2 separate regions of the Homo sapiens genome follow, and region 1 is linked to region 2. Evidence: read pairs that join two places in POLR2A ChIA-PET (ENCODE). Cell type or tissue: PC-9. All regions are shown on one strand. Links, peaks and the distances in the headings refer to the core of each region. The heading gives the core; the rest is flanking DNA.

Region 1 (15,192 bases), core at 815-8,814, 110 kb after region 2:
AGGGAAACACACCAAAATAAGAGAGCGTCATGACTAACTGAATTCGTTTTGCAGACAACAATGAAAAAGAAAATCCAAAAAGAAATAAATTTTTTGAAAGCATTTACATTGCCATCAGACACAAGAAGGTCCTGTCAGGCATGGACAAAGTCTATACAGTCATAACTCATGGCCTAGAGAGCCCTTGGAATGTACAGCTACAGACAGCTACAGATACCCCATATCCTTGCCCCTAGGGACATCAGGAAACAGGGTTTCATCTGCCAGACTGTGGTGACCATGACTGAGGATTACTTCCCTTCAATCCCCTCAGAGACAAAATGAAATGAAGGGAAAGTCATCCCTGACTTTGTTTAAAACACAGCATCCTACACAGGTTTTACAAACATCTTATTTTTTACGACCTTTTTCTGTTATTTCATTTTTAAGAAACCCACCGCTCACCTATTCATCCCCTGAGAGAAGCTTATTTAAAGCTCATGAGAAAGCAGAGAACTATTTCACAACATTGAAGCAAAATAATCTGACTGAACCAAGCTTTCACAGGGGAACTGGGGAAAGAGTGAAGAACCAAGCAAAATAGACGAGTCAGGAGACTAAAGTTGTAAAATAGTTTGGTTTTGAATTCTTATTTCTAGTTTTTCCAAAGTAGCATTATAACTAAGAGATTTTCCTCTAAGTTGCTATAAAAAGCAAAAGTGGGCCCAGATGTTACCAGGGAGCTGTCAAGGCTCTCCTGCCTCAAGAAACACACCTTACCCTTCCTAGAGAATGACTTTGGGAAGAGGTCACTCTCAGAGTATTTACCAAGAGAGAGAAGGAAGTCAGTACTCCACAATTCTCCTGGATTTGTAATCCCTTGCTCTTCTGCTGGCTTTTAATTTCTATCTGGATGGCCTACTATGAGGCTGCCCTGACCAGATTCTTCCCCAGAACAAGGAGCTTTCAGTAAGTGAGAAGAGAGGAGTGACGAATCACACTCCACTTTCAGAGTGTCTTGTTATGGAAAATTTTCTTGCATCGCATCCGAGAGCATTAACATAAAATAATTGCACTAGGCCGGGCGCAGTGGCTCATGCCTGTAATCCCAGCACTTTGGGAGGCCAGGGCAGGCAGATCATGAGGTCAGAAGATCGTAGCCATCCTGGCTAACATGGTGAAACTCCGCCTCTACTAAAAATACAAAAAAAATTAGCCAGGTGTGGTGGTGGGCACCTGTAGTCCCAGCTACTCGGGAGGCTGAGGCAGGAGAATGGCGTGAACCCAGGAGGTAGAGCTTGCATTGAGCAGAGATGGTGCCACTGCACTCCAGCCTGGGTGACAGAGCGAGACTCTGTCTCAAAAAAACAAAACAAAACCAACCAAACAAAAACTGCATTAATGTTAGAAAGAACTTATGAGAACATTGTAAAAGTATCAGTAGAGCACACATTCATTCATTTCTTTAACAAATAAGTATTGAGCAACTTCTACATGCCAGATATTGTCCTAGCCACAGGAAACACAGCAATAAAAGAAAAAAAAAATCCTGCTTTAGAAGGCTTACATTGGAGTGAGAAGAAACAGACAAATAGTTATCGGCATCTGACCATAAGGTAGGTTAAGGAAGAATAAAGTAGATTAAGGAAGACAGAATTAGGAATATAGGGAATGAGAATACTGTTTTAAATGCTGAAAGATAATCTTTCTGAGGAGGTGACCTTGAGTAGAGACAGAAAGAAATGAGGGGAAAGTATGCAACAAATGTGGAAGAAAAGCACTCCAGACAGAGAAAAAGCGCATGGGAACATGCACGTTCATGGAGAGTGAAGAGGGGAGGGTGGATGAAGAGTCGTGTGCTGGCAGCGAGAGCAGGGGTGGTGGGAGCAGCCCACAGAGCACCTATGGCCAATGGAAGGATCAGACTTTCACTGTGTGCAATATAAGAAGCCACTGGAGAGTTTTGAACAGAACAGCAACATCTTCTGGTCCACGTTTCTAAAGGGTCATGTGGATTGCTGTTGCAGGATAGGTGGTGGAAGGGGCAAAACCAGGTAGGAGGCTATTGCCACAGTCAAGACCAAAGATGGGGGTGGCTTGAATCAGGATGGGAGCAGTAGAGATGATGAGACATGGTCAGATTCTGAACAAATTTTGTAGGTAGAGCTGACATTATTTGTTGATAAATTGGCTACATGGACTGTGAGTGGGAAATAGGAATCAAGGCTGACCCCAAGACTGCTGACCCAAAAAGCTGATAGAATTTACTGAAAAGCAGAATACTGCAACAGAAGTAAATCAGAGGTAGGTATGAAGCGAATTAAGAGTTTGATTGGAGATGTATTCAGTTTGAGATGCATGTTACACGCCTCAGTGGAGCTGGCAAGTAGGCAGTTGGACTTAAAAGTTGGACACTTACAGGAAACGTTAACTGCTGAAGTTACTTTTGGAAGTTATTACCCAGATAGCTGGTACTTGAGCCATGGAAGTGAAGTTTACAAAGACAGAAATCTTCTTGTTAAGGCCCCTTGGATTTCAATAATCTACCAGATTTGTGCAATAGTAGACCAAATCAAAAATAAATAGAACAATAAAAATCTGTCTCTGGAGCCTACATAGTCAAAGTAGAAAAGCCTTTGGACCTTTAAGACTTGCAGTTTACTAGCTCTGTTCAAGTAATTCAATGACCACAAAACATGTGTGAGCATATGAGGATGCCCAAAGAAGGGAATTTAGACCAAGATCATAAAAAAGTTTTCATAGAATACATCAAAAAGACATCTGATACACACACAAACACATACACACTAAATGCAAGATAGATAGAGGTAGATATAGACTTACCATGGACATTTATGCTTAATTATCCATAAGGAATAGAATCAAGTTCCATTAATTTTTTTCAATTCTTTCTCTAACTCAAGACTTTCAAACCTCCTCTCTCTTTTGTTGTCCCTTCCTTGCTCATCTCAAATCAAAATCACAATTTATAAGATCACTCTTACCAAACCAAAGAGACTTGGGGGGAACAGTAATTTTTATGAGCTAACTTGGGATCTGTTATCATTTTTAACAGATGACACTTGATTTCTCACCTGATGTACTAAAGAATGGCAGAACGAAAGCCTCTAGGGAGAAAATGAGATTTTCATAACTTAAACACTAAAAACAACAGCCCCATAACACTGAATGTCATTATCAAGCAGCGAACACTCTCGCCTCTCTTGTCAACTGTGGTGTGCACGAGATGCCTTTCAGAAGGCCACACGTTCGTTTACACTCATGCCTACCCACCACGCCACCCCCATCACAATCAGACACACACACACACACACACACACACCCCACCAGCAATCATGCTATTACCTCTGGCACACTTGGAAAACATGTGTCAGAGCTAGAACCTTCTCTTGTCACATTATCATAAATTACTGCACAGGATATGAGTCTGTGGTTGCAGACCATTTTTTTCCTTACGTGGTGAATTTGGCCAGAACTGGTGAGAATAATGAATGCAGCTGTACATCCAATGTGCAAGGAGGATAGATATTCAGACCCAGGGTGAATTAGAGAAAGAAAAATCCCCAGCAAGAGGGACGACCCAGCTCACTCAAGCTTTGTCAGTCACTGTTTACTTCATGTTCACCCATAAAATAGATAATGACAATATTTTCCTATATATTTCTAAGCTGCTGGTCTCTGGGGAAGTCTAAAAGTTCACAGTGGACTTAAAAATATGTACCAAATCTTTAGCAGACAATAAAAGAGATGTGGAATCAGCATTTTATCAATCACTGGATTAGACCTTCCTACACCCCAGGCAAGGGACTATTTGCAAGGCTACCAAAAAGCAATGAGCCTTGTCCTACTCCACTGTTTTGTCCTTAAATTCTGTTGTAAGTCTTTTGGGGGAAGCTTTACCTCCGGAATCTTGTCGTGGAGTATTCTAGAGGGGAAAAAGACAGCATAGCACACCACACCACACCAGACTACACAAACTCACCTCTCTCTCTCTTCCTACCCCACCAAGCCCCTTCTTCAGTGCCTTCGGGAGGGCTGCCTTTCTTATCCTAGCATGGCCTGGAATTAGCAGAATACAGGATTAACACTTTATGTGCTAGGCTTCAAGAAGAGTTTCAACACCCACGGTGCATGTTAGAGTTTGAAAATGCCTTCATGCCCTTTACCACAGTGAATACTTCCAACAAGTCTCTGGGAGAAGCAATGTGGGCATTATTCTCCCGTTTCATAATTGAGAAGGGAAGGCTCAGAGTTAAGGCAGCACAGAGGCCAAGGTAGGAAAAGGCTGGCAGCAGGATATGACCTGGAGGCTCATGAATTGAGGTCCACCTGCAGGAACTATATTCACTTGTCTTTCTCTATAGGAAAAGATTCTGGTCTCAGGCAGACCCTACTGCCACTCAGACAAACTTATTAATTCCTCTAAGCCAATTCATTCATCTCTAAAGTTAATTTATTATACCTGCAAAGGCAGTTATGATTAAGGAAAATGGAGAATAGAAAGCACCAGGACCAGGACCGAGCATGTGTTCTGGGGATGTTAGTTTCCTATGTGTCTCTTCTCCACTCCTCCTGCCCCAGCTACAATCCTCACAACACTATTACCATTACTATAATTGTTACTTTGATGTGATTACACCTAACCTGTTCTCTGTGCTTACTACATACCAGCCACCCCATACTTAATTCTTGCCACAATGCTATGAAGTACCACTATTATCCACCTTATTTGAAAGCCTGAAAAAAAAACTGATTGACAGGACAGTTGTACAGAGTTGAGAATCCTTCTCTGGTCTGAGTCCCATGTCACAATCTCAGCCACTTTGGAACACTGCCTGGATGCTCAGGCCTCCTGCTCAGCCCACTTGTTCTCACTAGCTTTGAACGTCTGCCCTCTCCCTCTCCATTCTCATGCCCTGGTTCTCACCTGACCTAAACAACCTTGTAACTAGATTAATAAACAGCTTGTAGGACCTGGCCCCTGGTGCCATTCACGTCTCTCACCTAGGTTTGTCAGATATAGTAAAGAAAAATATAGAACTCCCAATTAAATTTGAATTTCAGATAAATAACCATGTTTAAGTATAACTAGGTCCCAAATATTACACGCTATGCAGACTTGCGTGAGACATATTTGTACTAAAAATTATTCATTATTCATCTGAAATTCAAATTTACATTGGTATCCCATATTTTATCTTGATAACCCTAGGCACTTCCCAATCCCCAGTAGACTCTGCTATTCTGTGTGTCCCATGTCTATAAACCCTGCTGTAGTGGTTATTACATCAGTGGATTTTGAAAAATCACACCTCTATTATTCACAGCTTACAGAGTTCCCTCCCTTTGAATCTCAACTAATTTATGACTTGCGTTAGTAAAACTGCAATGGCAGAGTCTCTTCTAAGCCTAGGTTTTAAGAAGCCCTAGAAAATAGTACTGGGGCATGTATATCAGCTATCTATTGCTGCATAACAATTTCTGATTTTGCACTCTTATAATCTCTGAGCTCTCAAATAAGAAGTCTTACTACTCTGCTGGAAAGACTATATGTATTACTTTACTTCACAAGGTTTTTATGAAATGCAAATGAGAATGGGATGATTTAGATCAGCTTCCTCAGGAGTAGAACTCAAGACCAGGACACACACACACATATATATGTTATATATGTTTAGAACGTGGGGTGGCGGGAATCATTCCAGCCTTTCACACATTGCAGTCAAGACACATCTTTCAGCTTTCTCTCACTTGCAGCTCAGAATCGTGTTGTATAGCAATAGACTGAGACTCTCACGCGTGCAGGGAAATCCACCCAGGACCCAGGAAGAAAAGGGAATATGAATCACTAATACTCTCTAGTGGGCTATGGCCCACTAATCCCTCAGTTTCTTCTCCAGCAGCTCCTTATTAGACCAGGAGAGTCTCCCTCACCCCTGTCTTACTTGCAAGACAGGAAGTAACTAAACAAGGGACAAGGGGACAAGGTGGGAAGTGTTGGTCACATCCATTCTAGGCACTCAGCAGTTTCTTGCCCCACTGAGAGGCACTGGTGTCATGTACTCTAGTGGCTGAGTTTTTGTACCAAGAGGTGTTTTTTTTTTTTTTTTTTTTGAGATGGAGTTTCACTCTTGTTGCCCAGGCTGGAGTGCAATGGCACCATCTCTGCTCACCACAACCTCTGCCTCCTGGGTTCAAGCAATTCTCCTGCCTCAGCCTCTGGAATAGCTAAGATTACACACATATGCCACCACATCTGGCTAATTTTTGTATTTTTTTTAGTAGAGATGGGGTTTCTTCATGTTGGTTAGGCTGGTTTCGAACTCCCGACCTCAGGTGATCCGCCCACCTCAGCCTCCCAAATTGCTGGGATTACAGGCATGAGCCACTGCACCTGGCTGAGAGGTGCTCTTAACTCCCACTCTGTACAGGGAGAGTGGCTGGGCCTAGACATTTCTCTCAGGAGCAACCTCCCTCCCAAAAGCTGGACCAGACCTCTCATATCTTGGGAAGAGTTGGTGCCCAAATAAAGGATCTTTAAGAACCACCTGGCCTAAGCTAGCACATAGTTCAAAGGAACGTTCTGCCCTCAACAAGGAGGAAAGAAAGGGGTCAACACAAATCTGGGGCCAAGGGGCCTGAGGAAATCTACTGTCTATTGAGAATATGATATAGGCCATGATCTCTATTATTTATGATTTTACAAACTCATTTTAATGGCTGGAACCAAATATCTTATGAAAAAATAATTTTTGCTTAAGGAAAATACTTTGCTAGACTGCGTTGACTGGAGAAATTAAAACCCCAAAAGTTTGGTGCATAAGAAGACAAGGAAATTAAGATAACTCAATTGTTCTACCTAATAAATTAAGTTTTTGGAGATTGGAGTAAAGATGGGATGAATCTGAAATAGGGAGAGAGAGAAGATGTAAGTCTAGGAGTCTACTCCTCACTAGGACTAATGTTAATCTATTAGTCTCTTTATCTTTAGTCTCTTCTCACAGGGATGGCTTCTACCCCTAATGTTGTAAAAATGACCATCCCCCTCCTAAGAAATTCCTGCCCAGCCCTGCTTCCACTTTAAGTCTTAGCCTTATGTTTCCTATTCACTTCCCACTGGAGCTCCTTGAGTCACCCCTGAGGTGGCCCAGGCTCTGGGCTTCATTGTATCTGGCCAGGATGCCTAAGCTGCCCATCACCCCTAAGCACTGTCAGGAACCCCACAGTCAAAGGCTCTGCAGAGTCAAGTAGCCTCCCACTTATCCAAGTCCTCATCTGTCACTCTTGACATCTGATGAACTTCCAAAGATGCCCCAGTTATCAATGAACAGGGCAACTGCCTCCCACCTCTAACATCACACCAGGCTGAAGTATCCATAAAGGCCTGTCTTATCTACTTTCAACAGCACCGTGAGAAATGACCCATGTCCAAGGCCCCCTATAGACAAGCAGACTGTGCCTATCTTCCTGCTGACTCTCTAGTATTGAGGATTTTTTTTATTCTTCTTTGCTTTAAAATGAAGTGTTTATAAAATGTTGCTAAACCCAGGACTGTAAGCTACTTGAGAACATGAAATGTGTTGTTTCCATCTCTGCCCCTGCTACAGCCCTCATGCTGTCAGCAAGTGATGCTGCTTCCAGGGCAAGCCAGGGTTCTTGCCCTGTTCTGAGTAACTGGAGTCACTGATCAAATTGACATCTTCTAAATTATAGTTCCATCTAATGGTGAGAATGTGGGGAAATGGGCATGACCAAACACCACTGGTGTCAAGTGAATTGATCTACTCTCTGTAGAGGTACTGGCAATAATAATCAAGAGCCCTGGTGTCCATGCCTTTTAATCATATAATTTCACTTTGGGAAATGTACCTAGAGGAAAGTACGAAGCTTCATGTGTAAGAAAATTCTCATAAGGAAATATTTGTAATATTTGGAAATAGCCAATATGCCTAAGATTTTAATATATATGATGAAATATTTTGTAGGCATAAAATATTTCATAGGCATTGGCTGGGCACGGTGGCTCATGCCTGTAATCCCAGCACTTTGGGAGGCCGAGGCAGGCGGATCATGAGGTCAGGAGATCGAGACCATCCTGGCTAACACGGTGAAACCCCATCTCTACTAAAAATACAAAAAAATTAGCCAGGCGTGGTGGCGGGCGCCTGTAGTCCCAGCTACTTGGGAGGCTGAGGCAGGAGAATGGCGTGAATTGGGGAGGCAGAGCTTGCAGTGAGCTGAGATGGTGCCACCGTGCTCTAGCCTGGGCGACAGAGCGAGACTGTCTCAAAAAACAACAACAACAACAACAAAAAAATATATATCATAGGCATTGAAAAACAAGGTTTGAAGAGTATTGATATGGGAAAATGTTCATTTTAGATATATGAATATATTTATGTGTATTAAAATTTAATCCCTTTAAAAGGACAAGTACACTAAAACACAAATTTATGAATGATCTTTTTAAATTTTCCTTATTTCTTATGACTATACTTAGTATAATATTGCTTCATAATTAGAAAACATAAATAAATCTATCAAGTTTGTAATCAAAAATCAAGTGTTTGTGTCAGAGTCATTAAAAGGCAAAAGACTATTATGTTATATTTATTCCATAGCCAATTATCAAGCAGCTCCTACATAACCAGGCACCACGGTTGAAGCTGGGAATTCTAAGATTACTAGAACTCACTTTCTATTTTTAAAAGTTCACTCAGTGCAATAGGGGTTTATTTGTCATCTGCCAATGACCATAAAATGTGGTTGGTGTAATGGGAGCACAAAGGAGGGAATTCTGGCTCTGTTGGAAGAAGGATTTTAAGTTTCATAGAGGAAATGATACTACTTCAACTATCCTCAGTCACTCATTCATTTATTCATTCTGTCAACAACCTTGTTTCAAACACCTACCATGTCCCAGGCACTGTGCTAGCACTTTGGGAGGCCGAGGTGGGCGAATCACGAGGTCAGGAGATCGAGACCATCCTGGCTAACACGGTGAAACCCTGTCTCTACTAACAATACAAAAAAGTTAGCCAGGCGTGGTAGGCACCTGTAGTCCCAGCTACTGGGAAGGCTGAGGCAGGAGAATGGCGTGAACCCAGGAGGCGGAGCTTGCAGTGAGCCGAGATCACACCACTGCACTCCAGCCTGGGCAACAGAGTGAGACTCTGTCACAAAAAAAAAGAAACAAACAAAAAAAAAGAAACACAGAATCAAGCACAGACAGGCCACTGTGAAGATTTAGTTCATGGTTAGCAGGAACAGATCTTCCCAAGTAGTTCTGGAAATGAGGCCAAACCCATTTGTTTCCATATGGTCCCAGACAACCAAAAAAAAGACAGAAAAATTTCAAAGGGTAATGGAAAAACTTCCAGGCATCGTATGGTCATTCATCACATCTAACTGGCATCTTGACTCCTGAAATGCTGGATAAATCTCCCTTGGAAGTTAGCCATGTAACTGTCCTATACATGTGGACTTTATTTTTCAAAGTAAAGGAATAACTTTTTATTCAAGGATTCCTAAGCCATGTCCCCTAACCAAATTAAATATTCTTTCCCCACTGCAGTCATTTATGTTATTAGTAGTATTATTTTTCTTTCTTGTATTATCCATTTAACAATATTTCTGGAGAACCTACTGTTCACCGAGCTTTTTTGTGGACACAGGAATAGAGTACTGAGTAAAACAGTCCCCTCCTTTCATGGAATATATATTCTAGTTGGGGTTTTGGGTGAGACAAATAATAAACAAAAAAAGAAGTAAATATATATGACATATATTACAGTATAGATACATAAAAATACACATACTGAATATATGATATATAATGGTGATTAGGGAGAAAAATAATTGAAAATTGTGGAGATACAGAGTTCCAGTGATGAGAGGAGTTTGCTATCACACATAGAATACTCAAAGAAGACCTCACTGAGCTTGTGACATTTGAGCAGAGAGCTGAAGGAAGTGTGGAAGTTAACTGCACATACCTGCGGAAATAAAGTTCTGGGCAGAGAAAATGCATGTACAATGGCTCTGAGGCAAGAAATGCTTGGTATGTCCTAGGAAAAGGAAGGAAAACAATGTCTCTAGACTGGAATGAGTGAAGGGATGAGTATAGGACACGAGGTCAGAGAGGTGTACATAAATACTTGCTACTAGACCTCAAGTTCTAAAAAGTGAGGACCAAGTCTTAATCATCTTTATACCTTCCCTAGCTCTTACTAAAGCAACTGGCACATAGAATGCTTTAATAAAATGTTCATTGTAGTTATAATGAATGCATAGTTTATTTATGTTTTATGTCATTTCTAGAGCATTCCTTTTATTATTATAAAGAAATTGGCCAGGCCCGGTGGCTCACACCTGTAATCCCAGCACTTTGGGAGGCCAAGGCAGGCAGATCACCTGAGGTCAGGAGTTCGAGACCAGCCTGGCCAAACCCTGTCAAAACCCTGTCTCTACTAAAAATACAAAATTAGCTGGGCGTGGTGGCACATACCTGTAATCCCAGCTACTCGGGAGGCTGAGGCAGAAGAATCGCTTGAACCTGGGAGATGGAGGTTGCAGTGAGCCGAGATCACGCTATTGCACTCCAGCCTGGGTGACAAAAGCCAAACTCCTCACCAAAAAAAAAAAAAAAAAAAAAAAAGAAATTAAATTTAGTTTTCATTTCTATTAACTAGGTTTAATTCGGAAATCAGTAGATATAATTCTGTTAGATGGATGGATGGGTGGGTGGGTGGGTGGGTGGATGGATGGATGTGTAGATGGACCAACAGATTTAGATATACAGATGTCAGATTTGAGCAAAACCCTAGATCCTGGCCATGATCATACATCTGTACCCATGGCCAGGATCCAATGGGCCTCTCAATTTATCCTTAACTTGCTTATTTGCAATTTTATCCATCAAGTGATGCCACATGAGGAATTTAAATATCTGGACTAAGTAGGAGAGGTTATTGTTTGCTAAAGCACCACTGTCCCAAGCTCAAGAATGTTATGCTATTGGCATTTATAAGCCCAGTTCTAGGCATCATTATCTCAGTGGCCTTGAGACATTACCAGTCTATCTCAGAGATTCAGACTTGTCTCCTGATTGTATCTCTATCTCTTTCTCACTTCTTGGATGATTTACAATTACTTTCTCTCTGTCTGTTCCAGCACAACACTAACAAGTAAGGGCTCAGCTGACTTAGTCACACTTGAAGTCCATGAGAGGACTACAAGCCATTGATATCCAGTGCGTTCTGGATCAAGTTTTTGTTCCTTTTTTCATTTACCTGGGTGCTAGTCAAGCCTGAGGCTTAACTAATATGGGACCAAATTAAATGCTAAATGAATAAATTAATGAGCAAGGCTTAGATCTCAGTCAGACCTTGCAAGAAGGAAAGAGAGACCATCCATTAAGTTGAAGTTTAACAAATTTTAAGTTTGTTGTAAAATTTTTACTCTGATATTTGAAGAAGTAAGAGATTCATTCTTGGCACATACCTTCAGTTGTTTCTGTGAGGTTGGTAAATCCATTTTCCATGTTGTTATTATAACAGATCTGAGGACATTAATTGATATGTTTCACTAGAATGTGAGTTCTGATAAGGATGTCAGAGATGAATACAACACATTCTCCTGCAAATGCACTTTGGAAATGCCTTGTCTCACATATGGTATAAATTCTAATTGATATCTTTCACCAAGTATTCATTTACACCATGCTGTTTATGGCAGAAATTCCCTATATACTATAACTGTTGTCCAAATATAAGACTTCTCATGATAAATTTCTCTTGGCTTTGAATGTCAGGGGAAGTTTATGTCTTCTACACAACTGGTCTATGTGTTTTCGTCTGACAATAATAACTAGACAAACCATTGGATTTCCCTTTTTCTGTCTTGTCTTTTAAGAATTTCAAAGTTTGAGCATTAGGCTCCATTTCATTACCCCTCACTCCAGACTCCTAGTATATATTCCTACTGCTGACACTGCATGATTTCTGATCTTCATTTAGCTTTATTTCAGCTTTTCCATTGTTTTGAGCTTTACACTGAGGTTTGGAGAAGTTTGAGGGATGCCTCCATGAGAAACAGGAAGAATATATATTGTTAGCAAAGAGATACGTAACTTATTGCTTGAAGAGATTTGACAGTCATGTAGACTTGAACTAAAATATCAGCTTCAGTACTTGTTAAAAGTGTGAACCTGACTGAGCAAATTGCTTAAATTATCTGAACTTTAGTTTCTAAGAATAATAAAATTTTGTGAGAATTAAATAAGATAATGCATAGAGAATGCTTAGAATCCTATCCAGCACCTTGTATGTGCTTAATAAATGATATTTCTACGTAACAAATAAAAGCCATTGAGAGACAACTTTAATTTATACAAATAATTAAACAAGGAGTGTTTCTTGAATATAATAGAGTAGCTAAAGGTTCAGACTTAGAAATCACGTTATGTGGGTTCAAACCCCTACTCCATTATTTTCTATCTGTAACCTTAGGCGAGTTTTATTATGCCTTCATTTCCTTATATTAAATGACAATAAAAACAAAATCTACCTCATAGGGTTATTTTAAGGAGGCAACACAGTATAGATGCTTAAAAGTTTCCAGCACACAAGCATGTAATAAATGCTATTACTGCTTTAACTAGTATTATTATTAGTTGACTCTAGATTCAAACTAAATTTTTTAGAGATTTCTACTCCATTTTGGCCTCAAGAAAAACTGAATATAATAAATAATGAAAACTGAATTGGCCTGGGAATACAAAGATATTTTTTCTGGGTTTATTTTCACTTCCACACTGGGAGCTTTATTGATAACTTTAGAGATAAACATTTATGTGGAAGTAAATACACAACACAAGCCCAGAAAGGTACACACTGTAACTTTTTTATAACAGAAAGGAATTGTTGGGGATAATGTATTTCTCTCATGCTTCTGAGTCAAAAACCAAGCAAACTGAAATAGCCCAACACCATCATGATCGATTCCTTGTTTTTATTTCATTTTACTCTTTGCAATATGTTTTCATATTTAGTCATATCTCTTTTGATCCTCAAAGTGAGCCAAATAAGAGGACAGGACAGGTAGTTATTATCAATGATAAAGTGAAGAGTTGAGTGAAGTGACTACTCAGGGCCACCCAGTTGGCAAGTGACTGAGCTGGATTCAAAACCAGCTGTCATCCTTTTTCCTCACACTACACACATTGCCCTAAGTCAGACTTCCACACTGGAACTGTTTAATCTGTTAAAAAAAAAAAAAAGAAAAGAAAAAGAAAAGAAAAAGCTGATTCTGCAGTGACCACTGAGACATCTAAACAGAAGCCTCACCTTACCCCCCCTCAGGAGACAGGGCCATTGGACGGTCAGAGTGCCCCTTTCCTGTTGTTTCTTGTGCATCTGGATTCAGCACACAGCCCTGTCATCCCCCAGCTGTCCACTAAGCACCGCCATCAGCAATAAAGGAGTTACCACTTAATCTCTGGTACTTAAAATGGGAAATTGAAGCATATAATCACAGGATTAGAAACAGCTGAATCTAGGGACGCTGAAAAACCCTTTAGAACAAGTTGCCAAATAGTTTTGCTCTTTGCCAAAATATCTTTTCTCTTTATTTAACCCTTTCTGAGTTATAAGAGAAATGCAATTACAACCATGATATTCTCTACTAAAATGAACAGCTTCTGCTGTCTAAGAAAAAAAGGAAAGATTCAAAAATATACCTGTGACTATAATAGCTCTTGGGAGGAGGAAAAGCCCTCTTGAGTCATCCAGAGTCAGGCCACTTGGAAATTGACTATACATGTAGGTTGGGAACTAGGCTGGTTATTAAGCTACTGTATCTTAGCACCACCCACTCACCTGTTACTCTGTTACATGATTTTGAGGCTGGACTCCACAAATAAAATTTATCCTTTGCCATCTGGTTTCCTGTTAGGCTCTGCCAATAAAGGGTATTAGAGGAAGACTGCAAACCTAGAGGATGGCAAAGGGATTTGCCCCTTGCTCTTTGCTTTCTGTGTCTGTCAACATCCCCTCAGCAATAGTTCTTCACCCTAGCAGCAGCATTTGGGTCTAGGTCTTTTTTTTTTTTTTTCTAATTTCCAGAATCAGCCTCATTGGAGTCCCTGCAGAGACACCAGCACCAGCCAGGTGGCACCTCCTGCTCCGTGGTCTTGTTCTCAACTTTATGGGGCTCTTCATCCAAGCTTCTAGGTTCAACTAATCCACTCTACCCTTTGCTCCCCTGTTCTAACGGTGGAAGATATTTCCTGTAGTTTGCATATCTTTCTGGAGTTATAGTTTTCTAAATACCTGTTTAGCAATTCGATTCCCTATATTAAATTATCCCTGTTAAAATAACTGGAATGGTTTCTGTTTTCCTGATTGGACCTTGATGGATACAGGATCTAACTTTATTTGTATTTCAGATATAGGTTGGAATGGTCACTTTCCCAAAACTTTTATTAATTTATTAATCCAAGAGAACATATGATATGTCTGGCATTCTGCTGAGGACTGGGAAAAGAAATATAAGTGTCTTCTACTAATTTAGTCCAACAAACCATGAGAATACCCAGATAAACCCTATGCAATCTGAAGTGCTAAAAGAGATATATAAAAATTGCTGTGGATTTTTTAAAAAGAAAGGAGTATGCTATAACAAAAGTATCTTAGAAAAAAAATTTTTTTGAAACAAAAAAATGGGCTGGGTGCGGTGACTTACGCCTGTAATCCCAGCACTTTGGGAGGCCAAGGCAGGTGGATCACAAGGTCAGGAGATCGAGACCATCCTGACTAACATGGTAAAACCTCGCCTCTACTAAAAAATACAAAAAATTAGCTGGGCGTGGTGGCGGGCGCCTGTAGTCCCAGCTACTCGGGAGGCTGAGGCGGGAGAATGGCGTGAACCCGGGAGGCGGAGCTTGCAGCGAGCCGAGATTGTGCCACTGCACTGCAGCCTGGGCGACAGAGCGAGATTCCATCTAAAAAAATAATAATAATAATAATAAAATAAATAAATAAAAAAGGAACAATTAATTTTGTTAAGGAGGATTCAAAGACAGATAAATAAAAGAACCATACTGAAAAGATTGAAAATGAAGGTTTTAACATAGACACAGGGAAGGGAACAACACACACTGGGGCCTGTGGGGGAGAGGGAAGGGGGAGAGAG
Region 2 (15,192 bases), core at 2,993-10,992:
CTTTTAGTACAGTTTATTGGGATTGATATTTGGGGGCAGATAGTTAAAAAGAGGATCCCTGTTTTCCACACCCTTCATTGGTAGTTTGTGAGGTTGCATTTAATTTAATCCCTAGGTTTTGCTTCAACAAAATTGGATAGGAAAGTCCTGGGTAGATCCTGGGGAGGATGCCTAGCAACCACATTCCTGGCGCTTCAGGGCAGCGTACTTGAAGCCCTCAAGTCCACCTGATGATGCTTGCCCTTCACCGGGTCATGTGAGCTTAAGTCAGCTACTCAGCTCTGACTGATGAGAGACCCCTGTGAATTTGGAAGTCAGATCTTCATGGTAAAAACACTTTTGCATGAGATACACAGTCTTACATCTTCTTGGCTGCTCTAATGGCAAACTGGTCCAGAAGCTCAGGAGTAAAAACAAATCAACAACAACAAAAACAAAAACATAGCTGCTCCTGGTAGGCAAAACCCAACACCCTCCCAAGTCTCATCTAACCCTCAAGCAACCCTGGGTTCTGTGCCCACATCCTGTGTTCAGCTGAAACCCACATGACTTTGTAGAACTTCTGAATAAGAATAAAAACTAAGTTAATTTCCCTACATCAAAAATGAAAGTTAGGACCCTCTTGTCATGGTGATAAGACCATGATTCTTGGTGCCTTTAAAGGAAAATATTTGTTTCAGAAGTTTTACTGCAGGTCATAACTATATGGGTGGGGGAACAAATATAAGTAGCTTGAAAGTTACTGAAAAACTTCTCATATATCTTGAGATAGCATCTTACTCTGTCACCCAGGCTTGAGTGCAGTGGCATGATCTTGGCCCACTGCAGCCTCCACCTCCCGGGTTCAAGATTCTCCTGCCTCAGCCTCCCGAGTAGCTGGGATTACAGGCGGCCACCACCATGCCCAGCTAATTTTTGTATATATATATATTTTTTTTCAGTAGAAACAGGGTTTCGCCATGTTGGCCAGGCTTGTCTCAAACTCCTGACCTCAAGTAATCCACCTGCCTTGGCCTCCCAAAGGGCTGGGATTACAAGCACAAGCCACCACACCCAGCTGGGTTCTGGCCTTTTTGGTAATGTTATTCAGCTGTTTCTCTCAGGAACTTCCTAATAACGTACTTTAGCACTATTAACAAAAGGACCACATGGTGAATTTCAGTGTTCCAGAGGTGATTCATTAGGTTGTTGTAGAGACTAGATCTTAAGGAGAAACTTGTTGCATGAAGATTTTCATTCTGAAGGGACTTCTGGTACTGACTAGTACCAAAGCAGGTGGACTAGGGCTCAGTCTTAAAGATCACAGCCCTGCCCTGGCTGTTTGGAGTTTCACTTGGGACCTACTGTTTTTTATGAAGGTCCCCTACCCTTATCTGAAGTCTCATATGTCTACTGATCCCCTAGATGTTCTAACTTTCCTGCCATCATTTCATTATGTTAAGTTCAAGCCAAGCCTATGTTAGGCTTGGGGTAAACAGTGAATAAAGCAGATGCTTCCCACAGCCTGTTAGAGCTTCTTCTAGAATAAGAAGTACACACAGGTACACAGGATTGTTGGGTCAGATTTTAAAAAGACATTAGAGTGGCTCATACCTGTAATCCCAGCACTTTGGGAAGCTGAGGCAGGAGGATAGCTTGAGCCCATGAGTTCAAGACAAGCCTGGACAACATAGTGAGACCCCATCTCTATTAAAAATTTTTTCTTAAAGAAAAAAAATGACATTAGAAATATTTACATTTGCTACATAAAACACTCTTTTATGGGGAGATTTTTTATCCATTGTTTCAGGTTCTTTAATAGCAGTAGATCTAGTCTGGCTTTCAATTTCTTCTTGAGTTTTAAGTTATATATCTTCTAGGAATTTGTCCATTACTTATAAATTTTCAAATTTGTTGGCATAAAGTTGTTCATAGTATAAGTGTATTTAAAAATCCATGCTATAACTGTACTTTGTCTCTCCTGCCCCCTTTCATTTACTTGTTTATTTTGAGACAGAGTCTTGCCTGTCACTCAGGCTGGAGTGCATTGGCACGATCTCAACTCACTGCAACCTCCACCTCCTGTGTTCAAGCAATTCTCCTGCCTCAGCCTCCAGAGTAGCTGAGAATACAGGTGCACACCACCATGCCTGGCCAATTAATTTTTTTTTTTTTTTGAGACAGAGTCTTGCTCTGTCAGCCAGGCTGGAGTGCAGTGGCACCATCTCGGCTCACTGCAACCTCTGCCTCCTGGGATCAAGCAATTGTCCTGCCTCAGCCTCCTGAATAGCTGGGATTACAGGGGTGTGCCATGCCCGGCTAATTTTTGTATTTTTAGTATAGAAGGGGTTTCACCATGTTGGCCAGTCTGGTCTTGAACTCCTGACCTCAGCTAATCCACTTACCTCGGCCTCCCAAAGTGCTGGGATTACAGGCGTGAGCCACCGTGCCTGGCCAATTTTTTTTTTCTTTTTCTTTTTCTTTTTTTTTTTTTTTTTTTTAGTAGAGATAGGCTTTTGCCATGTTGGCCAGGCTGGTCTCAAACTCCTGGCTTCAAGTGATCCACCTGCCTCGGCCTCCAGAGTGCTAGGATTACAGGCGTGAGCCACTGCGTCCGGCCCTTTGTCTCCCTTTTTATTCCTAATATTATTCATCTCCTCCTTTGTTCTTCTTTCTAGAGTTTGTCTATTTTATTAGTCTTTTTAAAGAACCATGTATGTCAGGTTTCCTTCAGGAAATAGATGGTGTATTCAAACTGGATAATCTAATAAAGTTATATTTATAAAAGTATAGAAAGAGTATAGTGAAACCACAAGTAATAGCAGAATCCCCTGGGACTGGGACAAGAGGATGGAGCAGTCACCAGAACCTGGAGACAGAGAGGGCTGCCTGGCTTCAGATAATGTCAGCATCTGTGCTGTATGAGTTCCAGTGTGGCAGCCCTCTCCTAAATTACCCCAATTCCCTCTGGATCTGGGATCTGCTCCCTCCTCTTGCCCCTGAGGTCTGGGGGTGGGAAAGGCTCCCCACTCTTGCTAGTTCCAGGGTGCTTCACTGGCCTTTATGAGTTTCCCTTCACCCTGTTCACACCTTGGTGAATATTCTCTTCCTGACATGCTCCTCAGTTACACCACTTGAATGTGCCATCTGCTTCTTGTCGGGACCATGACTGACACTGCTCCATCACCAGCCTGCTGAGCTGTTCTTTAATTTGTCCTTGTTTAGCTGCCTTTCCCATACATCCCTCATCAGTGATTCTAAAAAATAGGCATTGTCCTCCTCCAGTCTTCCATACAACTCCCATCTCTACTCTCAGCAGTCAACCTCACCTCTTATGTTATGGGGAAAATAGAGGCCATTGGGGCTGATCCACTTCAATTCATACTTGGAGGAAATTATACACAGCCACAGGCCCCCCACCTTGCACTTCCAGGTGGGGGGCTCTCCTCCTCTTCAAGTCCAGACTCTCTTCCTGGATGCTTGGCCCTTCAGCCACTTTTCTCTGTGTCTTGAGCCTCTCTGTTTTCCCCTTTCTTTTTCTTAGTGTATAGGATAGAAATATCAGGATGTGTCCACTTCTTGGAGACAAATCCCTGTCTTGTTTTTGTTTCTTATTTTAACTGCCCTTCAGGTCTCTCCTACCTAACAAACCAAACTTCTCCATTTCCTCACATCATTCCTTCAACTGTTGCTTTCTGGCTTTTGACTCCATTATAGTGGTGGCAACAGGGACAAACAGACATAATCTCCATAAGCCCCTTCAACACTTTTTCTGGACAATTGACAATTATTTGACGTATTAGTTCTCTGCAAATGCAGGGTCAAGACAAGTCCCCTACCCTTACTTCCACCTAGATGCCACCTATATAATTCTCGGGCTTGAAAAAGTATATCTGGAGCTAACATTACTAGTTACTCCGCAGAGACTTTTCTCAATACCATTACCAGTGATTTTTCTTTCTTTCTTTTTAGTTTTAGAGATGGGGTCTCGCTCTTTCACCCAGACTGGAGTGCAGTGGCACGATTATAGCTCACTGCAAACTTGAACTTCTGGACTCCTGCCTCAACCTTCCAAGTAGCTGGGACTACGGCATACACCACCACACCCAGCTAATTTTTAAAATTTTTATAGAGATGGCGTCTCGCTTTTTTGCCCAGACTGGTCTCAAACTCCTGGGCTCAAGTCGTCCTCCCACCTTGGCCTCCCAAAGTGCTGGGATTACAGATGTGAGCCACTTCTCTCGGCTGTGATTTCTTAACTGTAAGTGCAAAAGACATGTTTCAGTCCTGACCTTAGCTGACATCTCTACAGCATTCAACACTGCTGATCACATCCTCCTTGGATCTCTGTGCTCCCACAGCTTCCCAACACTTGTCTCCTGGCTCTTCCAGTACCTCTTGGGTCATTTTTCTTTGGCCCTTTTCCTGCTCCCCTCATCTTCTTCCCATCCTTTGAATATCCGCTTCCTCAGGCTACTTCTCAGTCCTCTATATATCAAATATTCTTAATCTGAGGATCCCCTGAAATTGTGTATATGTTGGTGTGGTTTTCAGTATGTTTGTTTTTCTGGAAAGAGCATCTGTAGCTTTTATCACATCCTCAAAGGGATCAAGGATCTGCAAAGGTTAAATCCTCTGCAACCTGATATCCCTGGGCAATCTCATCTCATGCTGATGATTTCCAAGTTGTTTTGTCAGATCAGACACCCCTCAACTTACAACACCTCAGTGTTTCTCATGTCCCATTCTTTACATAAAGCATAAGCCCCTTTACAATCTGGCCCTGACTGTCATAGAAAGCAACCAGTCTCCTATCTTAAAGTTCCCTACCTTCTAGATTGAGTTTCAGAAATAGTAAACTGCTTTTAGCTGCATGGAGAAATTAGGGTTCCACTTTAGCCTTCTCTCGTAATCGCTGTGCACCAGGTTGTCCCTACACTGGAGACCTCTCGCCCTTGGTCTGGGAGCTATATTCTGTTGTTGATTAAGGCAGCTTTCTGTTCCAGTTCTGTCTTTCCAATGATATTGAAAGTGTGTATCTTAGCAGGTAATATGCTGTGCATTATGTCATATAAGCAACATGAAGTTACAAAGTAAGAGTTGTTTTAATTGGAAGGTGATTTCAGAATTGTCTTTATTGAATGGTCTTATTCTAATATTCTAGTTATTCAAATGGGAAAAACAAACTCGGCCCAGGATTCATCTCCTCCAGGAGGCCTTCTCAGATAGGCTTTTCCCTTCCAGCCTGGGATAGGCACCCTTATGTGTGCTCACTGATCCTTATGCTTTTTGCTCATTGCACCTACCACACTGTGTCGTCATTCTGTTTCTAAATTTGTCACTCCCACTTGCAAGCAGAGATGTTCCTCATCTCTGTGCCCCTGGCACTTAACACAGTCTCTGGAACAGAGTAGGTTCTTAGTAGATGTTGACTGAGCTGAACTGGAATGGAAAATTATGGACCTTTCCCTGAGAGAGAGACTTCTTCAGAGGGGTTTCTTGCCAGCCACCTGGGTGTGTCCTACTCCAGCTCACTCCTCACGTTCTTCCCAAGAAATTTCATTCCAAGAAACAAACCAGAATATCTAAGCCAGAAATCATAAAAGAAAAGATACGTAGATTTCACTAAAGAAAGTTAAACTTCTATATTGAAGACATATTTATGCCAAAGTAAATGCTAGATGGAGCAAAGATTTAAACATAAAAAAAATCTCAAAACGGTGGCTGGCAAGATGGCCAAATAGGAATAGCTCTGGTCTGTAGCTCCAAGAGAGATCAACACAGAAAGTGGGTGATTTCTGCATTTCCAACTGAGGTACCCAGCTCATCTCACTGGGACTGGTTAGACAGTGGGTGCAGCCCACGGAGGGTGAGCCAAAGCAGGGTGGGGCATTGCCTTACCCGGGAAGTGCAAGGGGTTGGGGAACTCCCTCTCCTAGCCAAGGGACTGTGAGGGACTGTGCCTTGAGGGACGGTGCACTCTGACCCAGATACTACGCTTTTCCCATCCTCTTCACAACCCACAGAACAGGAGATTCCCTCAGGTGCCTATGCCACCAGGGCCTTGGGTTTCAAGCACAAAACTGGGCAGCTGTTTGGGCAGACACTGAGCTAGCTGCAGTTTTTTTTTTCATACCCCAGTGGCGTCTGGCATGCCAGCGAGACAGAACCATTCACTCCTCTGGAAAGGGTGCTGAAGCCAGGGAGCCAAGTGGTCTAGCTCAGTGGATCCCACCCCCACAGAGCCCAGCAAGCTGAGATGCACTGGCTTGAAATTCTCACTGCCAGCACAGCAGTCTGAAGTCAAGCTGGGACACTTGAGCTTGGTGGGGGGAGGGGCGTTTGCCATTACTGAGGCTTGAGTAGGTGGTTTTCACCTCACAGTGTAAACAAAGCCACCAGGAAGTTCAAACTGGGTGGAGTCCACTGCAGCTCCGCAAAGCTGCTGTAGCCAGACTGCCTCTCTAGATTCCTCCTCTCTGGGCAGGGTATCTCTGAAAGAAAGGCAGTAGCCCCAGTCAGGGGCTTATAGATAAAACTCCCATCTCCCTGGGACAGACAGAGCACCTGGTAGAAGGGGCAGCTGTGGGCACAGCTTCAGCAGACTTAAACATTCCTGCCTGCTGACTCTGAAGAGAGCAGCGGATCTCCCAGCATAGTGCTCAAGCTCTGCTGAGGGACAGACTGCCTCCTCAAGTGTGTCCCTGACCCCCATGCCTCCTGACTGGGAGACACCTCCCAGCAGGGGTCGACAGACACTTCATACAGGAGAGCTCCGGCTGGCATCTTGTGGGTGCCCCTCTGGGACAAAAATTCCAGAGGAAGGAACAAGCAGCAATCTTTGCCGTTCTGCAGTCTCCGCTGGTGATACCCAGGAAAACAGGGTCTGGAGTGGACCTCCAGCAAACTCCAACAGACCTGCAGCAGAGGGGCCTGACTGTTAGAAGGAAAACTAACAAACAGAAAGGAATAGCATCAACATAAAAAAAAAAAAAATCCACACAGAAACCCCATCCGAAGGTTACCAACATCAAAGACCAAAGGTAGATAAATCCATGAAGATGAGGAAAAACCAGCACAAAAAGGCTGAAAATTCTAAAAACCAGAACATCCCTTCTCCTCCAAAGGATCACAACTCCTTCCAGCAAGGGAACAAAAGTGGACAGAGAATGAGTTTGATGAATTGACAGAAGAGGCTTCAGAAGGTGGGTAATAACAAACTGCTCCAAGCTAAAGGAGCATGTTCTAACCCAATGCAAGGAAGCTAAGAAGCTTGAAAAAAGGTTGGAGGAATTGCTAACTAGAATAACTAGTTTAGAGAAGAACATAAATGACCTGATAGAGCTGAAAAACACAGCACAAGAACTTTGTGAAGCATTCACAAGTATTAATAGCTGAATTGATCAAGCAGAAGAAGGAATACCGGCGATTGAAGATCAGCTTAATGAAATAAAGCAAGACGACAAGATTAGAAAAAAAAAATGAAAAGTAATGAACAAAGCCTCTGAGAAATATGGCACTATGTGGAAAAGACCAAATCTACATTTGATTGGTGTACCCGAAAGTGATGGGGAGAATGGAAACAAGCTGGAAAACACTCTTCAGGATATTATCCAGGAGAACTTCCCCAACCTAGCAAGACAGGCCAACATTCAAATTCAGGAAATATGGAGAACACCACGAAGATATTCCTCGAGAAGAGCAACCCCAAGACACATAATCATCAGATCCACCAAGGTTGAAATGAAGGAAAAAATGTTAAGAGCAGCCAGAGAGAAAGGTTGGGTTACCCAGAAAGGTAAGTCCATCAGACTAACAGTGGATCTCTCTGCAGAAACCCTACAATCCAGAAGAGAGTTGGGACCAATATTTAACATTCTTCAAGGAAAGAATTTTCAACCCAGAATTTCATATCCAGCCAAACTAAGCTTCATAAGTGAAGGAGAAATAAAATCCTTTACAGACAAGCAAATGCTGAGAGATTTTGTCACCAACAGGCCTGCCTTACAAGAGCTCCTGAAGGAAGCACTAAACATGGAAAGGAACAACCGATACCAGCCATTGCAAAAACATACCAAATTGTAAAGACCATCAACACTATGAAGAAACTGTGTCAACTAACGGGCAAAATAACCGGCTAGCATCATAATGACAGGATCAAATTCACACATAACAATATTAACCTTAAATGTAAACAGGCTAAATGCCCCAATTAAAAGACACAGACTGGCAAACTGGATAAAAAGTCAAGACCCTGCCAGGCACGGTGGCTCACGCCTGTAATCCCATCACTTTGGGAGGCCAAGGCGGGTGGATCACGAGGTCAAGAGATTGAGACCATCCTGGCCAACATGGTGAAACCCCATCTCTATTAAAAATACAAAAAATTAGCTGGGCCTGGTGGCACACACCTGTAATCCCAGCTACTTGGGAGGCTGAGGCAGGAGAATTGCTTGAACCCAGGAGGCAGAGGTTGCAGTGAGCTGAGATTGCGCCTTTGCATTCCAGCCTGGGCAACAGAGTGAGACTCTGTCTCAAAAAAAAAAAAAGAAAAAAATCAAGACCCATCAGTGTGCTGTATTCAGGAGACCCATCTCATGTGCAAAGACACACATAGGTTCAAAATAAAGGGATGGAGGAATATTTACCAAGGAAATGGAAAGCAAATAAAGCAGGGGTTGCAATCCTAGTCCCAGATAAAACAGACTTTAAACCAACAAAGATCAAAAGAGACAAAGAAGGGCATTACATAATGGTAAAGGGATCAATGCAGCAAGAAGAGCTAACTATCCTAAATATATATGCACCCAATACAGGAGCACCCAGATTCATAAAGCAAGTTCTTAGAGACCTACAAAGAGACTTAGACTCCCACACAATAATAGTGGGAGACTTTAACACCCCACTGTCAATATTAGACAGATCAACGAGACAGAAAATTAACAAGGATATTCAGGACTTGAACTCAGCTCTGGACCAAGTGGACCTAATAGACATCTACAGAACTCTCCACCCCAAATCAACAGCATATACATTCTTCTCAGCACCACATCGCACTTGTTCTAAAATTGACCACATAATTGGAAGTAAAACACTCCTCAGCAAATGCAAAAGAACGGAAATCATAAAAAACAGTCTCTCAGACCACAGTGCAATCAAATTAGAACTCAGGATTAAGAAACTCACTCAAAACTGCAAAACTACATGGAAACTGAACAACCTGCTCCTGAATGACTACTGGGTAAATAACAATATTAAGGCAGAAATAAATAAGTTCTTTGAAACCAATGAGAACAAAGACACAACGTACCAGCATCTCTGGGCCACATTTAAAGCAGTGTTTAAAGGGAAAGTTATAGAACTAAATGCCCACAAGAGGAAGTAGGAAAGATCTAAAATTGACACCTTAACATCACAATTAAAAGAACTAGAGAAATAAGAGCAAACAAATTCAAAAGCTAGCAGAAGACAAGAAATAACTAAGATCAGAGCTGAACTGAAGGAGACAGAGACATGAAAAACCCTTCAAAAAATCAGTGAATCCAGCAGCTGTTTTTTTGAAAAGATCAATAAAATAGACAACTAGCCATACTAATAAAGAAGAAAAGAGAGAAGAATAAAATAGACACAATAAAAAATGATAAAGGGGATATCACCACTGATCCCACAGAAATACAAACTAGCATCAGAGAATACTATAAAAACCTCTATGCAAATAAACTAGAAAATCTAGAAGAAATGGATAAATTCCTGGACACATACACCCTCCCGAGACTAAACCAGGAAGAAGTTGAATCCCTGAATAGACCAATAACAAGTTCTGAAATTGAGGCAGTAATTAATAGCCTACTAATCAAAAAAGTCCAGGACCAGATGGACTCACAGCTGAATTCTACCAGAGGTACAATGAGGAGCTGGTACCATTCCTTCTGAAACTATTCCAAACAATAGAAAAAGAGGTAATCCTCCCTAACTCATTTGATGAGGCCAGCATCATCCTGATACCAAAACCTGGCAGAGACACAACAAAAAAAGAAAATTTCAAAGGTCAATATCCCTGATGAACATTGATGTGAAAGTCCTCAATAAAATACTGGCAAACCAAATCCAGCAGCACATCAAAAAGCTTATCCACCATGATCAAGTCAGCTTCATCCCTGGGATGCAAGGCTGGTTCAACATACACAAATCGATTAACGTAATCCATCACATAAATAGAACCAATGACAAAAACCACGTGATTATCTCAATAGATGCAGAAAAGGCCTTCAACAAAATTCAACACCCTTTCATGCTAAAAACTCTCAATAAACTAGGTATTGATGGAACGTATCTCAAAATAATAAGAGCTATTTATGACAAACACACAGCCAATATCATACTGAATGGGCAAAAACTGGAAGCATTCCCTTTGAAAACCAGCACAAGAAAAGGATGCCTTCTCTCACCACTCCTATTCAACATAGTATTGGAAGTTCTGGCCAGGGCAATCAGGCAAAAGAAAGAAATAAAGGGTATTCAAATAGGAAGAGAGGAAGTCAAATTGTCTCTGCTTGCAGATGACATGATTGTATATTTAGAAAACCCCATAGTCTCAGCCCAAAATCTCCTTAAGCTGATAAGCAATTTCAGCAGTCTCAGGCTACAAAATCAATGTGCAAAAATCACAAGCATTCCTATACACCAATAATAGACAGAGAGCAAAATCACGAGTGAACTCCCAGTCACAATTGCTACAAAGAGAATTAAGTACCTAGGAATCCAACTTACAAGTCATGTGAAGGACCTCTTCAAGGAGAACTACAAACCACTCCTCAAGGAAATAAGAGAGGACACAAAGAAGTGGAAAATCATTCCATGCTCATGGATAGGAAGAATCAATATCGTGAAAATGGCCAAAGTAATTTATAGATTCTCTGCTATCCCAGCACTTTAGGAGGCCAAGGCAGGCAGATCACGAGGTCAGGAGATTGAGACCATCCTGGCTAACACAGTGAAAACCATCTCTACTAAAAATACAAAAAATTAGCCAGGTGTGGTGGCGGGTGCCTGCAGCCCCAGCTACTTGGGAGGCTGAGGCAGGCGAATGGCGTGAACCCGGGAGGCAGAGCTTGCAGTGAGCCAAGATCATGCCACTGCACTCCAGCCTGGGTGACAGAGCGAGACTCTGTCTCAAAAAAAAAAAAAAAAACTAGCTAAATAATAATAATAATAAAAAAAATGCTATCCCCATCAAGCTACCATTTACTTTCTTCACAGAATTAGAAAAAACTACTTTAAATTTCATATGGAACCAAAAAAGAGCCCGCATAGCCAAGACAATCCTAAGCAAAAACAAACAAACAAACAAACAAAGCTGGAGGCACCATGCTACCTGACTTCAAACTATACTACAAGGCTACAGTAACCAGAACAGCATGGCACTGGTATCAAAACAGATATATCGACCAATGGAACTGAACAGAGGCCTCAGAAATAACACCACACATCTACAACCATCTGATCTTTCACAAACCTGACAAAAACAAGCAGTGGGGGAAAGGATTCCCTATTTAATGAATGGTGTTGGGAAGACTGGCTATCCATATGCAGAAAACTGAAACTGGACCCCTTCCTTACACTTTATACAAAAATTAACTCAAGATGGATTAAAGACTTAAATGTAAGATTGAAAACCATAAAAACCCCAGAAGAAAACCTAGGCAATACCATTCAGGACATAGGAGTGGGCAAAGACTTCATGACTAAAACAATAAAAGCAATGGCAACAAAAGCCAAAATTGACAAGTGGTATCTAATTAAACTAAAGAGCTTCTGCACAGCAAAAGAAACTGTCATCAGAGTGAATGGGCAACCTACAGAATGGGAGAAAATGTTTGCAATCTATCCATCTGACAAAGGGCTAATATCCAGAATCTACAAAGAACTTAAACAAATGTACAAGAAAAAAGCAAACAACCCCATCAAAAAGTGGGCAAAGGATATGAACAAACACTTCTCAAAAGAAGACATTTATGCAGCCAACAAACATATGAAAAAAAGCTCATCAACATTGGTCATTAGAGAAATGCAAATCAAAACCACAAAGAGATACCAACTCATGCCAGTTAGAATGGTGATCATTAAAAAGTCAGGAAACAACAGATGCTGGGAGGATGTGGAGAAATAAGAATGCTTTTACACTGTTGGTGGAAGTGTAAATTAGTTCAACCATTGTGGAAGACAGTGTGGTGATTCCTTAAGGATCTAGAACCAGAAATACCATTTGACCCAACAATCCAATTACTGGGTACATACCCAAAGGATTATAAATCATGCTGCTATAAAGACACATGCACAGCTATGTTTACTGCAGCACCGTTCACAACAGCAAAGACTTGGAACCAACCCAAATGCCCATTAATGATAGCCTGGATAACGAACATGTGGCACATATACACCATGGAATACTATGCAGCCATGAAAAAGGATGAGTTCATGTCCTTTGCAGGGACATGGATGAAGCTGGAAACCACCATTCTCAGCAAACTAACACAAGAACAGAAAACCAAATACTGCATGCTCTCACTCATAAGTGGGAGTTGAACAATGAGAACACATGGACACAGGGAGGGGAACATCACACACCAGGGCCTGTTGTGGGGTGGGGGACTAGGGGAGGGATACCATTAGGAGAAATACCTAATGTAGATGACTGGTTGATGGGTGCAGCAAACCACCATGGCACATGTATACCTATGTAACAAACCTGCATGTTCTGCACATGTACCCCAGAACTTAAAGTATAATAATAAGAAGAAAATCTCAAAAATACTAAAAGAAAATATATGAATGTTGGCCAAGCATGGTGTCTCACACCTGTAATCCCAGCACTTTGGGAGGCCGAGGTGGGCGGATCACCTGAGGTCAGGAGTTCGAGACTAGCCTGACCAACATGGAGAAACCCCATCTCTACTAAAAATACAAAATTAGCCAGGCATGGTGGCACATGCCTGTAATCCCAGCTACTCGGGAGGCTGAGGCAGGAGAATCGCTTGAACATGGGAGGCGGAGGTTGCCATGAGCTGAGATAGCGCCATTGCACTCCAGCCTGGGCAACAAGAGCGAAACTCCGTCTCAAAAAAAAGTGAGTGTTTTCTAAATGTAAAGACGGACCTTCTAACTATCACCCCAAATCCATAGGCTATGAAGGGTGGCTGACAAATTTGTCTACAAAAAAATTTAAGATTGCTGAGTGGCAAATATAAAACCACAAATAAAGTCAAAATATTTTTTTTTTTTTTTTGAGACTGGGTCTCACTGTGTTGCCAAGGCTGGAGGGCAATGGCACAGTCACAGCTCACTGCAGCCTCCACCTCCTGGGCTCAAGTGATCCTCCCACCTCAGCTTCCTGAGTAGCTGGGACCACAGGCACACGCAACCATGCCTGGCTTTTTTTTTTTTTTTGGTATAAACAGCATCTCACAATGTTGTCTAGTCTGCTCTTGAACTCCTGGGCTCAAGTGATCCTCCCACCTTGGCCTCCCAAAGTGCTGGGATTACAGTCCTGAGCCACCATGCCTTTATTTTTATCTGGTAATCTTAAATTTACCTTTGAAAGTCATTTAAAAAAACTTATGGGTAAAAATTATTTTTGTTGTTTCTGAAGATGTTAAGAGTTCAGAAAAAGAGATATTTATGTTAAGCTCAGATCTTTTTAGCAATAGCTTCTTCACAACTGCTTGTTATCATATATTATCCAATCAGTAACCATGTCAAAATTAACATAATGCTGTTGACAGATAACATAAAAATAAGTTTGCTATTTTCTCTGACATTTACTTTGAAAATTCTTTACTTTAGTTAAGTGTGAATGTCTGTTAACACAGAATGTCTGTGTCCTTATGGAGACTGAGAAATCTTTGACCATGCTTTTTACTTTTTCAAATAGAAAAACTGTCCTAATTTAAATAATAATTTAAATTTATATTTTAATTAATTATAAAAATATGAGCTTTGGGGAATATAGGCTAAGTGTATAAAACTACTTTTTTTAACTGATATTTTATGTTAAAATATATTTGGTTATAAAAAACTCAAAAATGTTATTGTTTTTCAAAACCATGCCTCTATTTACATTACAGGAAAGGTGCACATATAGACAGAGAAAAGTTGAGATTTTGTCTACCAAACCTATGTTCAATCCATAATAGGTAATTGTCCAATGATTTATAACATAACATAAAAAGATTTTCTGTGATTAATCTATAACTGCTACGCTTACAGAGAAACTTCTAGGCAGGAGAAACTTTTAAAACAGATTGTGGCCAGGCATGGTGGCTCATGCCTGTAATCCCAGTACTTTGGGAGGCCAAGGCAGGCGGATCACTTGAGGTCAGGAGTTCGAGACCAGCCTCACCAACATAGCAAAAACCCGTCTCTACTAAAAATACAACAGTTATCTGAGTGTGGTGGCATGTTCCTGTAATCCCAGCTACTTGGGAGGCTGAGGCACAAGAATTGCTTGAACTCAGGAGGTGGAGGTTGCAGTGAGTTGAGATCACAGCACCACTGCACTCCAGCCTGAGCCACAGAGTGAGACTCTGTCTCAAAAAAAAAAAAAAATTAAATTAAATTTAAAAATAATATAAAGTAAACCTGGGCACGGTGGCACACACCTGTAGTACCATCTGCTCAGGAGGCTAAGAAAAGGCCAGCCTAGGCAACATAAAGAGACTCTGTCTCAAATAAATAGATAAATAAATAAGATACAAAGTAAAACAAGGAGATACAATTGATGATAATGACCAGCTAGGGGAAGAGTGTGGGGAGATAAATATCGTCCTTATTTTATAGAGGGAGGATAACCTGGTACAAAGACTCTGGAGGCAGTTTCACAGTGTGTAGCCTGAATTATAATAGGGAAAAACTGCGAACATCTTCAATACAGGATTAGGTAAAAATGTATGGCATGTTTTATACAATGAAATACTGTGAACACATGAAAAAACAATATAGATCTCTATTATTATAGAAATAGATACACTGTCCATGATAAACGGTTAAATAAAAAGCAGTTTGCAGAGAAATCTCTGCACAATGATTGCATCTTTGTAAACATATATATTCATATTCATATCTGTATATAAATAGAGAAAGAATAAACAATGGATTAGCAGTGGTTATCTTTGGTTTATAGAATAACAGGTAATTTAAATGTTTATCTTTATCCTT

The links. Peaks named below come from ENCODE experiments on the same cell type or tissue, not always from the same donor. Only the 100,000 strongest peaks of a DNase experiment are listed, where the experiment ranks them.
Region 1: POLR2A ChIA-PET joins it to region 2 with 10 read pairs; 3 of 35 experiments call an interaction of 5 or more read pairs at or near these places.

The regions. Positions count from the first base shown.
Region 1 is chr15:44,785,570-44,800,761 of GRCh38, forward strand. No RefSeq gene overlaps it. Among named protein-coding and RNA genes, the nearest start is that of TRIM69, 57 kb to the left of the region's middle. RefSeq lists a silencer at 7,221-7,409. In PC-9, for the core only: no CTCF peak of the experiment used is centred there; no DNase peak of the experiment used is centred there.
Region 2 is chr15:44,677,093-44,692,284 of GRCh38, forward strand. All of the region lies in intron 3 of PATL2 (PAT1 homolog 2), which reads right to left. Among named protein-coding and RNA genes, the nearest start is that of SPG11, 21 kb to the left of the region's middle. In PC-9, for the core only: no CTCF peak of the experiment used is centred there; a DNase peak (open chromatin) is centred at 6,339; H3K4me3 peaks cover 885 bases; H3K27ac peaks cover 467 bases.